Linked DNA regions of Homo sapiens: region 2 is linked to region 1. Evidence: read pairs that join two places in POLR2A ChIA-PET (ENCODE). Cell type or tissue: PC-9. All regions are shown on one strand. Each heading gives the region's core, and the rest is flanking DNA. Links, peaks and the distances in the headings are about the cores only.

Region 1 (5,796 bases), core at 392-5,391:
ACTGAGCAAGATCTGTCACTCATAGGTAGATAGATAGATAGATAGATAGATAGATAGATAGATAGATAGATAGACAGACAGATAGATAGAGAGGATAAGATAAGATAGGTAGATAGGGTGGATAGATAAGATATGTAGATAGATAGATAGATAGATAGATAGATAGATAGATAGATAGATAGATATACAGATAGATACATAGATAGATAGGATAGATAGGTAGGTAGGTAGGTAGGTCAACCGATCGATAGATCTATCTATTGACAGACAGATAGATGATTGATTGATAGATAGATCATATAAGTAGATAGATGATAGATAGATAGATAGATAGATAGATAGATGAGATAGGTAGGTAGGTCAGTCGATCGATTGATCAATCGATCAACAGATAGATGATAGATAGATGGATGGATAGATAGAGATAGAGGAGGTAGGTAGATAGATAGATAGATAGATAGGTAGATACAGACAGCCCATGTATTAGCCAGTGTTTCCTAAGTGTTGTGGAAGAACTTTGAAAATATTTGCAAGTGAGATTAGCTCACGTGCTGTTCGCTTAGTCAGCCAGCAAGCCTCAGCCTCCTGGGGGGTCTTGAGACCTCCACTTGTAACTATGACTGTGGTTGGGGCTTACTTTCTCAATTCCCAACAGGCTTCCTGTCTCCCCACAACCCCCAGTCAAGGGGACTCTGATGCAGACGGTCCATCAATCGTAGTTTGGGAACACAGACCCTAGCCTAGCTCCAAAATCTATGTGTTTCCTGTGACATTCATCGCCTGACTCTGAACCCAGTATGATTCTACACGCAGGGTCAGCCACAGCAGATCAGGTGGCCCGGGGCACTTAAAAAGTTAGTGTTATGGGTTGAACTGTGGCTCCCAAAAAAAGATACGTGGGAGGCCAGGCGCAGTGGCTCACACCTGTAAACTCTGGCACTTTGGGAGGTTGAGTAGGGAGAATCATTTGAAGCTAGGAGTTCAGGACCAGCCTGAACAACATAGTGAGATCTCATCCCTACAAAAAATAAAAATGAAAAAAGAAAAAATTACCTGGGTGTGGTGGTGTGCACCTGTCATCTTAGTTACTCGGGAGGCTGAGACAGGAGGACCTCTTGAGCCAAGGAGGTCGAGGCTGCATGAGCTATGTTCCTGCCACTGCACTCCAGCCTGGGAAACAGAGCAAGGCCCTGTCTGCAAAAGTAATAATAATAAAATAAAAAAGATATGTTGAAGTCCTAACCCCAAGGACCTCAGAATGTGACCATATTTGAAGATAGGGTGTTTACAGAGGTCATTAGATTACAGTAAGGTCATTAGGTTGGTCCCTAATCTGATACGACTGGCGTCCTTATGAAAAGGGGAGATTTGGACACAGGCACCCACACACATGGAGACCGCCACATGAAGATGGAGGCAGAGATTGGGGTGATGCTCCTACAAGCCAAGGAATGCCAGGGACTGCCTGCAGACCACCAGAAGCCAGGAGAGGCGTGGAACAGGCTATCCCTCTCAGCCCTCAGAAGGAACCAAGGAATCAAAGCTGCTGACAACTGATCTTTTTTTTTTTTTTTTTTTTTTGAGACGGAGTCTTGCTCTGTCATCCCGGCTGGATGCAGTGGCATGATTTTGGCTCACTGCAACCTCCACCTCCCAGGTTCAAGCAATTCTCCTGCCTCAGCCTCCCAAGTAGCTGGGATTACAGGCACCCACCACCACGCCCAGCTAATTTTGTGTTTTTAGTAGAGATGGGATTTCACTATGTTGGCCAGACTGGTCTCAAACTCCTGGCCTCCAGTGATCTGCCCACCTCAGCCTCCCAAAGTGCTGGGATTACAAGCGTGGGCCACTGCACCTGGCCCAACACCTTGATCTCGGACTCTTAACCTCCAGAACTGTAAGACAACAAATTTCTATTGTTTAAGTCACCTAGTTCATGGTAATTTTTAAATTTTTTTTTCTTTTAGAGACAGACAGGATCTACTGTGTCACCCAGGCTGGAGTACAGTGGTGCAATCATAGCTAAAGTGCAACCTCACCTCAAACTCCTGGGCTCAAGCAATCCTCCTGCCTCAGCCTCCTGAGTAGTTGGGACTACAGGCCTATGCCACTGCAATCAGCTATATATATTTGTAGAGACAGGGTCTCACTATGTTGCCCAGGCTGGTCTCAAACTCCCGGCCTCAAGAGATCTGCCCTCCTCGGCTTCACAAAGTGCTGGGATTGCAGGTGTAAACCACCACACTCGGCCTGATTTGTGGTACTTTGTTGCAACATTGCTAGAAAACAAATGCAGTTAGTTTAAGAAATGTCAGCAACCTACAAAACCTACAAAGTGTCCCAGTACATCCTCTCAAGTTTACAATTGACCATGTGTTCTGGCCAAGGGACCCTGGGCTAGAACTGGAGAAAAGGATGAAGGATTTAGATTGCATGGATTCACTTACTGGGTATCAGCATGATGACAATAATGATGATGACAACCGAGATTTATTATCTGAACAATGCTAACTCCTTTATATGCACAATCTCAATAAGTGTTAAGCAACACCCCTACAAGGTAGGTGCAGAAGTAATTGTGGTTTTGCCACTGAAAGTAACAGCAGGCTGCGCATGGTGGCTCACACCTGTATTCCCAGCACTTTGGGAGGCCGAGGCGGGCAGATCACAAGGTCAGTAGATCGAGACCATCCTGACCAACATGGTGAAACCCCCTCTCTACTAAAAATACGAAAATTAGGCCGGGCACAGTGGCTCATGCCTGTAATCCCAGAACTTTGGGAGGCTGAGGTGGGCGGATCATGAGGTCAGGAGATCAAGACCATCCTGGCTAACATGGTGAAACCCCATCTCTACTAAAAATACAAAAAATTAGCCGGACATGTTGGCGGGCACCTGTAGTCCCAGCTACTCGGGAGGCTGAGGCAGGAGAATGGCCTGAACCCGGGAGGCGGAGCTTGCAGTGAGCCAAGGCCACGCCACTGCACCCCAGCCTGGGTGACAGAGCGAGACTCCTCCTCAATTTAAAAAAAAATACAAAACTTAGCCAGGCGTGGTGGCCCACACCTGTAGTCCCAGCTACTTGGGAGGCTGAGGCAGGAGAATGGCGTCAACCCGGGAGGCGGAGTTTGCGTGAGCCGAGATCGCCCCACTGCACTCCAGCCTGGGTGACAGAGCGAGACTCTGTCTCAAAAAAAAAAAAAAAAAAAAAAAAAAGTTTGTAATTTAAAAGTTTGAGCATCACTGGGCTAGATGGGGGTCCTGTAGATAACCGGGACCCAAATAGGCTTTAGGTACAGAGATACAGGAGAACCAGATTTGGGGTGCCGCTCTAGCCACTGTGTCCAGGAGGGAACCTTCCCAACCGCCCTAAAAGCTCTGAAAACTACAGTTAGAGAAGTGGCCACTAGGTGGCAATAATGTCATTTCACAAATTGGATTTAAAACGCTTTTTTTTTTTTTTTTTTTTTTTGGTTTTTGGTTGTTTTTTTTTTTTCCCCGGAAACTTGTATTCTAGCTGTGAACTGGCCCAGGTCCATGGCCCTTAGGTGTAATCTCCCCCTGGAAGGGCACAACAGGTGCAAAGTTTCCATGATGAGAAGGAGCCTGTGTTGTTTAAAGAAATCACGGAGACTGGTGTGGCCTGAGCCCAGAGTGACAGGGAAGCTGGGTTTGCAGGGGGCCCGTGGAGGGCACTGGGAGTAACACGGTGTGTGGACCACGGGGAGTGGGACCATGACAAGGTTTAAGGAGGATAGGGGGTGGGGCTGTGCTTCAGAACGAACCTGCCAGTTATCCATGCCATAGATCTGGAGTCAGCAAACTTTTTCTGTCAAGGTCCAGGTCGTCAATATTGTCAGCTTTAGGGACCTTACCATCTCCGTTGCAATGACTGAACTCTGCTGCTGTCTGGCGAAAGCAGCCATAGATGAGACATCAACGAATGGGCTTGGCTGTGTTCCACTAAAACTTTGTTTATAAACACAGAAGCTTCCATTTCATATCATAGTACATGTCATACCTTGTAGCCTTTGGGTTTGTTTTCAACCACTTTTAAAATGTTAAAACTACTCTAGGCCAGGTGCATTCACTCATGCCTGTAATCCCAGCACTTTGAGAGGCCAAGGGAGGAGGATTGCTTGAAGCCAGGAGTTCGAGACTGGAGTGGGCAACATAGTGAGACCTCCCCCATCTCTACAAAAATTTTTTAATTAGCTGGGCATGGTGGTGCATGCCTGTAGTCTCAGCTACTCAGGAGGCTGAGGAAGGAGGATCACTTAAGCCCAGGAGGTCAAGGCTGCAGTGAGCTATGATTGCACCACCGCACTCCAGCCTGGGGGATAGAGTAAGACCACTGTCTCTAAAAAACTTAAAAAATAAATAAATAAATAAAAATAAATGCAAAACTATTTTTATTTCAAGGGCTGGATTTAGCCTATGGGCCATAGGTTGCCAATCCTCGTATAGATGGATGGGAGTGACAAGAGTTAAGGGGACCAAGAAAGACCAAAAAGTGAGAGGTGAAGTGGGCTGAAAACCATCAGAAGATAAGGAGCTGGTGCCACAGGACCTTTGCAAATGCTGTTCCCTCTTCCTGACCCCTCCTGAGTAAATTCCTGCTTGGCATTGAGATTTCAGCACAAACTCCACTTCCTCAAGGAAGCCTCCCCTAACCTCCATCCCTTGCCCAGCTACATCAGTTGCCCTAATGTTACACTCGCTATCCCCTCTCTCATCATCACTCATCATTAGTGATCTCTTCATCACTGCAGTGGTTTTGTGGGGTCTTTTGTTTTGTTTTGAGACAGAGTCTTGCTCTGTCTCCCAGTCTGGAGTGCAGTGGGGCGATCCCGGCTCACTGTAACCCCCACCTCCTGGGTTCAAATGGTTCTCCTGCCTCAGCCTCCCGAGTAGTTGGGATTACAGGCACGCATCACCATGCCTGGCTAATGTTTTGTATTTTTAGTAGAAACGGGGTTCACCGTGTTTGCCAGGCTGGTCTCGAACTCCTGGCCTCAAGTGATCCACCTGCCTCAGCCCCCCAAAGTTCTGGGATTACAGGTGTTAGCTGCTGCACCCGGCCTCCTCACTGCAGTGGTTTTATATTAGTTTGTGTAACCCTTTGATTAATGTCTGTTTCACCCATTTGACTGAGCTGGGAGCTGGGACCTGAAATAGTGTTATCTTGTTTATCTTTGCACCTCTGTGCCCCTATGATTAGTACGGTAGCCACTCAATGTATGTTTTCTGGCCACGCACCGTGCCTCACACCTGTAATCCCAGCACTTTGGGAGGTGAAGGCGGGCAATCACCTGAGGTCAGGAGTTCAAGACCAGCCTGGCCAACCACGGCCAACGTGATGAAGCCCCATCCCTACTAAAAATACAAAAATTAGCCAGGCGTGGTTGCACGTGCCTGTAATCCCAGCTACTCAGGAGGCTGAGGCAGGAGAATCGCTTGAACCCGGGAGGCAAAGGTTGCAGTGACCCAAAATCATGACACTGCACTCCAGCCTGGGCGACAGAGCAAGACTCTTGTCTCAGAAGAAAAAAAAAAACAAAAAACACTTTTTTTCTTTATTTTAATTTAATCTTATTTTATTTTATTTATTTTATTTTTTGAGATGGACTCTCACTTTGTCGCCCAGGCTAAAGTGTAGTGGTGTGATCTTGGCTCACTGCAACCTCCGCTTCCCGTGTTCAAGTTATTCTCCTGCCTCAGTCTCCCAAGTAGCTGGGACTACAGGTGCCCGCCACCATGCCCAGCTAATTTTTCTATTTTTAGTAGAGGCGGGGT
Region 2 (5,796 bases), core at 344-5,343, 140 kb after region 1:
CTCTTGGGAGCCCAAGCTCCACCTGCCCCCGAGTCCCGTGGGCCTCAGGCCCCTGGCCCCAGACGTACCAGTTCTCAGGGAAGCCGTGCAGAAACAGCATGAGGGGTCCGTTACCTCGTCCAGCCGAGACATAGTGCAGACGCAGGCCCGAGCTCTAGGGGGAGGGCACAGCCTGAAGCCTGGGGAACCCTCTCTCCCGAGGCTTGAACCGTCTCGACCCCACGCGACCCCGCAGCCCCGATAGCGCCCCCGTGCGATCACCTTGAGGTTCAGGAAACCGTGCTCACCCAGCGAGGGGTCGCTCAGGCAGGCGGGGGACGCGCTCCGACGGCGCCCGCAGCAGCCGCGCCGGGGCCGGCACAGCACGTGCGTGAGCGCTATGCAGCCGTAGACCGCCGCGGCCACCAGCGCCACCGAGAACACCAGGCTCCACATGAAGGCGCGCAGCAGCTTCAGCGACAGGCGCGACGGCGCCAGCAGCGCGGTCACCACCAGCTCCGGCATGTCGCCGCGCTCCGGGACCACGGCGGCGCTGCCGGCCAGGGGCACCTGCAGCAGCGGCGAAGCGGTGTCAGGGCTCAGGGGCCCATCGCCCTTGGCCTGGGGCCCCTCCGTGCCGTCGGGATTTGTGGGACGCGCTGAAGGAAGAGGCGGGCGGCTCCGACAGAAAACAGCCAGAGCGCACCACTCACCTGAGTGCCAGGTAAACACCTGGGCGCGACAGGGACAGGAAACAAGGGTAGGGTGCGGAGGCTGGGGAGGAAGAGGTTGGAAAGGGGGGAAATAAATGGGCGGGGCCTAGCAGGTCCTGTGCGGGGCTTAGGGCCGGGGCGGGGCCCAGGAAGACTCAGCAGCGGGTGGGTGAGGGTCTAAAGGCGGCAATTCCGGGCCGGGTGCGGTGGCTCACGCCTGTAATCCCAGCACTTTGGTAGGCCGAGGCGGGCGGATCACCTGAGATCAAGAGCTCGAGACCAGCCTGGGCAACGTGGTGAAACCCCGTCTCTACTAAAAATACAAAAATTAGCTGGGCGTGGTGGCGGGCGCCTGTAGTCCCAGCTACTTGGGAGGCTGAGGCAGGAGAATCGCTTGAACCCGGGACGTGGAGGTTGCAGTGAGCTGAGATCGCGCCACTGTACTCCAGCCTGGGTCACAACAGGGAAACTCCGTCTCAAAAAAGAAAAAAAAAAAAGGCAATTCCGAGCCCAGACAAACCTTAAGGAGGGGATCCTGGATCTTCAGTTAAGTGGGCGACACCTGGAGTGAGGGGCGGGGCATATGCAGAGTAGGTGCGGCCTACAAGCCAAAAAGGAGAAAGAGTTGGAATGGTGGGCCTGGCTTATGCGGGTGGGCGGGGAGAGGGTGGATCCTAGAGGAGGTGAGGCCTAACATTGGGCGAAGAAGGCGGGAGCCTGGGCCAATGAGCTGACGGTAGGCCGGGGAGGGGGCGGTGGGGTGGGGTGGGCAATGGGCAATGAGACGGAGGGCGGGGCCGGGACCTAATATGGCGGGTCAGGAGGGTCTGGAAGACGAAGAAGAGGGACAGGCAATGCCAGGTCTAGGACTAGGAGGGAGGCGCGGGCGGTATTAGCGGCTGGAGGAGGCTTCGGGAGGCCCGGCCGACGGCCGCCGCCTGGTGCTACCCACCCAGGGGCGCGCGACCCTCCCTTCGGTCTGGCTCCAAAGACCTAGCAGCACTGACTTCACCCAGCTGTGGTTCCAACGGCGGGTCCAGCGGCCTCGGCCCGGCGCCGTCCTCCTGCTGGCCCAACAGGCCCGCCAGCCCGCCCCTGTACGTCTGTGATTGGACGGCGGCGGCCACTGATGTTCAAGCGACAGGTCCTGGCCCGGGAGCCAATCTGCAGGTGTTGAGGCCCAGGCTCCGAGAGCGGGCCGAGGAGGCGTGGATACCCTGATTCCTAGGGGGCAGGCCTGGTTCCCCCGAGGAGGACCCGGCCTATGAATGACTGGAGTTCTGGGGTTCTGGCCGAAAGAGGAAGTGGGACAGGGCCGGGTGTGATGGGGCCTAGAGTCACAGAGCCTTGCGGCCCTGCTGTCCCTGCAAGAAGCCAGCTTCTGGCCAGGCGCGGTGGCTCACGCCTGTAATCCCAGCACTTTGGGAGGCCGAGGCGGGCGGATCACGAGGTCAGGAGATCGAGACCATCCTAACATGGTGAAACCCTGTCTCTACTAAAAATACAAAAAATTAGCCAGGCGTGGTGGCGGGCGCCTGTAGTCCCAGCTACTAGGGAGGCTGAGGCAGGAGAACGGCGTGAACCCAGGAGGCGGAGGTTGCAGTGAGCTGAGATTGCGCCACTGCACTCCAGCCAGGGCGACAGAGCGAGACTCCGTCTCAAAAAAAAAAAAAAAAGCAGCCAGCTTCTTCCTCCTATTTTGCAACCTTCTCCCGATATCCTTGAACATTTTAGGGACAGCCATCACTTAACCATAGAGCAACCCTATTAAGTCTAAGTAGCATAATCACATTCCTGTAGTATAGATCATGAACCTGAAATTCGAGGATGAAGTCATTTGCCTGAAGACATACATCTTGTAAAATAGCCATCCGCAAAGATGTAGGGAAAAAGGCAGCGATCTGTGGCTACACCTCCCCTTCCTCCCGGAAGCAGCCACTGGAACGTTTTTAGCTTTTTCTTTTTTTTTCAGATGGAGTTTCGATCATAGCTCACTGCAGCCTCGAACTCCTGGGCTCAAGCACTACAACCTGTAGTTGGGACTACAGGCCTGTGCCACCACACTCAGCTAATTTTTCAAAAACTTTTCAGAGAGACGACTTGCTATATTGTCCAGGCTGGTCTCAAACTCCTGGCCTCAAGCAATCCTCAAGCCTCCACCTCCCAAAGTGGGATTACAGATGCAAGCCACCGTGCCTGACCTTTATTTCTTGACTTAACCAATGTATGACATCAGCCACTGACTTGCTCACATCACTACCCCGGACGTGCCGTTTTTTGTTTCCCTGTTAGTTTCCTTTAAAAACACTCCACTTGTCACCTCTTGCCCCTTTCCACCTCCCACTTTTATCCATATACCTTTGTACTGTCAAGGCTGCTAAACATTATACTGTCCTGGGACCATAACTAAGTCCATGAAGTTGCCACTTAAAGGTGAATAGTGGTTTATGTTCTGCCTCAGTGAACAATGCATCTCAAGAGCCGAATAGACCACTATGATTACATTGCCCATAGTGTACAAACTTTTGTTCTCCCTGGACTACTTAACCACTACCTTTCTTTTGTTGTGTGATTAGCCTACATCAAAGCTTTGGGGGTTTTTTTGTTTTTGTTTTTTTTGAGATGGGAGTCTCACCATATCACCCAAGCTGGAATGCAGTGGTGTGATCTCGGCTCACCGCAACCTCCGCCTCCAGTGTTCAAGCAATTCTCCTGCCTCAGCCTCCGGAGTAGCCGGGACTACAGGTGTGTGCTACCGCGCCCCGCTAATTTTTTGTATTTTTCAGTAGAGATGGGAGTTTCACCATGTTGGCCAGGCTAGTCTCTTAACTCCTGACCTCAAGCGATCCTCCCACCCCGGCCTCCCAAAAGTGCTGGGATTACAGATGTGAGCCACCGTGCCTGGCAGCTTTTTCTTTTACACCTTCCATTAAATCAATTATCTCACAATTTGATGTTCCCAGGATCTCTCCCAACCGACTCCGCTAATCTGGACGCATGGGTGGTGGGTGTCTGGGGAACCTCCCTTCTTCCTCTCCTACACATCACTGACCCCCCGCCCTCATCTCCCCGCTTCTCCCAAGTCTACCCTCAAACAAAAAGCAGCCATCACAGGAGAGTAACTTTATACTCAGTACAAATGTTTATTTTTGCAATGAGAACTGCACAAAAAAAAAAAAAAACCTTTCGTATGTAAGTGAAAAGTCTACGAATTCCCTTCTACAAATGTCTAAAGTGTTTAATACAAGTCTCAGATTCACTGACATAATTATTGGCCAAGCGATCCGTGCATACAGTACAGTGGGGGCTTGTACACACCTCTTACTCTGGTATAGGACTAAGATTTCTAGTACTGTGGGAAGGGTTGGGAAATGGCTGGAGAAATTAAATAGATCCCAGTTCTAATTACAACCCAGGTAGAGAGACACCCATCAGGGAGGTGTGGAGAAGGCCATGGCTGAGTTAAATCTTCAGCAGGAAGCTGCAGAGAAAACTATCCAGCTCAGCAGTTGGACCCAGGCTGGGGAAGTGTCTGAACAAAACAAGGAACAAAAATGAGTGGGTGGGATGAGATGGAAGAAACCCCAAAGAACCTAAATACGTCACACTTGAAGTGGCACAGTGGTATATGAGAAAGTGCCTGAGTGGGCATGGACATCGAAGAAGTGGGGGGACCTCTGGCTGGATGCCTGAACCACACCCTCACAGGGAGGTTTGGCAGATCCAAAGACAATAAAGGACCTTTCAGGTCAAAAAGAGGGGATGTAGGAGAATAAACAGTGCTAGAAATGTTTCAATCAGTTTGTCTCTGCATACATATAAATTATATACTTGTATCTTACATCTTAGGGGCTCTTCTTGGGCGTCACCCGTGCCTTGTGGCTGGGGCATGTACATACACAAGTGGACACACAGGCAGAGCAGCCACCTGTGGGCTTTCTTGGACAGGAATGTGTGTGTATGTGCATGGGGGGTGAGGATCCTATTTTGGGGGATGTAGACTTATATCTAAGAGTATCTGGTTAACCCTGAGCTTAAATGAAAGGAGGAGTTAGGTTGAGGCAGGCAAGGTGGGAGAAGTGGCCCAAGTCCTTTGGTGAGTGGGGGGACAGGATGGAGTAGGGGGGACAGGATGGAGTAGGGTGGAGGGGAAGAATACTGTCTGGAGTCTGGCCAGGGTTCTGCTAGAGCACACCCTCCACCTCAGCCAGGGTCCACAAGGATGGGTACCGGGCTCTGCGTCACAGCTTCAGCTTGGGGTGGTTGCTATGAGTCTGCGTGGCTCCCGCCCAGGGCAGACAGGGACAGGTCACAGGAGAGGGGCTAGGTAATCCCTGGCAGTAGTTCCTGTACAGAGGTGGTCTGGGGTCCAGGGGGTCCCCTGGGCCTAGCCTAGGCAACAGTTGGTTCACAAAGAAATGTCAGGGAGACGCCAGCATTAAAAAAAGAGAGATGTGTTTATTCCATGATCAGTACAGACCAAATGCATATTCACCGTATGAAAGTCAAACCAGTCAGTGACTCCAGAGTTTGGCCAACACTGAGGCACCAGCGTCGTGGTGTAGAGTGGGTTCTCATGGCACGCGTAACCTCACCAGGGGCTCCAATTATAAAAATTAAAAAAAAAAAAAAAAAAAAGCATGGGCAGGAGCGGCCAGCTGGTTGGGGCTGGGCGCCAGGTAGGGGAGTCTCTGCCTTAGTCTGTGGCGCCCCCAGGGCCCGGTTCCCACCTCATCCCTTGGCCCTTCCTTTCTCAGTAAAAAACAAAAACAAAAACAAAAACCAAAACCAAAAAAACCAACTCAACAGATCTGACATTAAAAAACAAAAAAGCCAACAAATGGGTGGGGGGGGGGGGGGTGGAGGGGAAAGAAAAGAAATTGTAGCTTTCTGGTTTTATAATTAAAAATAGACTAATAAAGTTTGAAACTGAGTAAAATATAGGCAGGATTTTTTTTGTGTGTTTTGTCTTTTTGTGGATTTTTTTGAGCTTTTTTCTTTTTTCACACCAGTTTGGTGGAGTCACCAACAAACTTCAAACAAAGATATGCCAACTATGTTCACTATACAGTACAGCCACGGTCACACACTACCCACAGCGCGG

What was found. Peaks named below come from ENCODE experiments on the same cell type or tissue, not always from the same donor. Only the 100,000 strongest peaks of a DNase experiment are listed, where the experiment ranks them.
Region 2: POLR2A ChIA-PET joins it to region 1 with 53 read pairs; 4 of 35 experiments call an interaction of 5 or more read pairs at or near these places.

The regions. Positions count from the first base shown.
Region 1 is chr19:15,088,639-15,094,434 of GRCh38, forward strand. It overlaps OR1I1 (olfactory receptor family 1 subfamily I member 1), which reads left to right. Exons shown (of 2, transcript NM_001004713.2): 2 at 1-4,332. Among named protein-coding and RNA genes, the nearest start is that of OR1I1, 9.3 kb to the left of the region's middle. In PC-9, for the core only: CTCF peaks have their summits at 3,390 (motif pointing right) and 3,589; a DNase peak (open chromatin) is centred at 3,463.
Region 2 is chr19:15,231,708-15,237,503 of GRCh38, forward strand. EPHX3 (epoxide hydrolase 3) reads right to left here and starts at 741. Exons shown (of 7, transcript NM_024794.3): 1 at 262-741; 2 at 69-154. The coding sequence starts at 504. It overlaps BRD4 (bromodomain containing 4), which reads right to left. Exons shown (of 20, transcript NM_001379291.1): 20 at 3,812-5,796. RefSeq lists an enhancer at 491-992 and a silencer at 1,331-1,490. In PC-9, for the core only: CTCF peaks have their summits at 472 and 1,961; DNase peaks (open chromatin) are centred at 764, 1,284, 1,794, 2,494 and 1 weaker place; H3K4me3 peaks cover 2,483 bases; H3K27ac peaks cover 4,787 bases.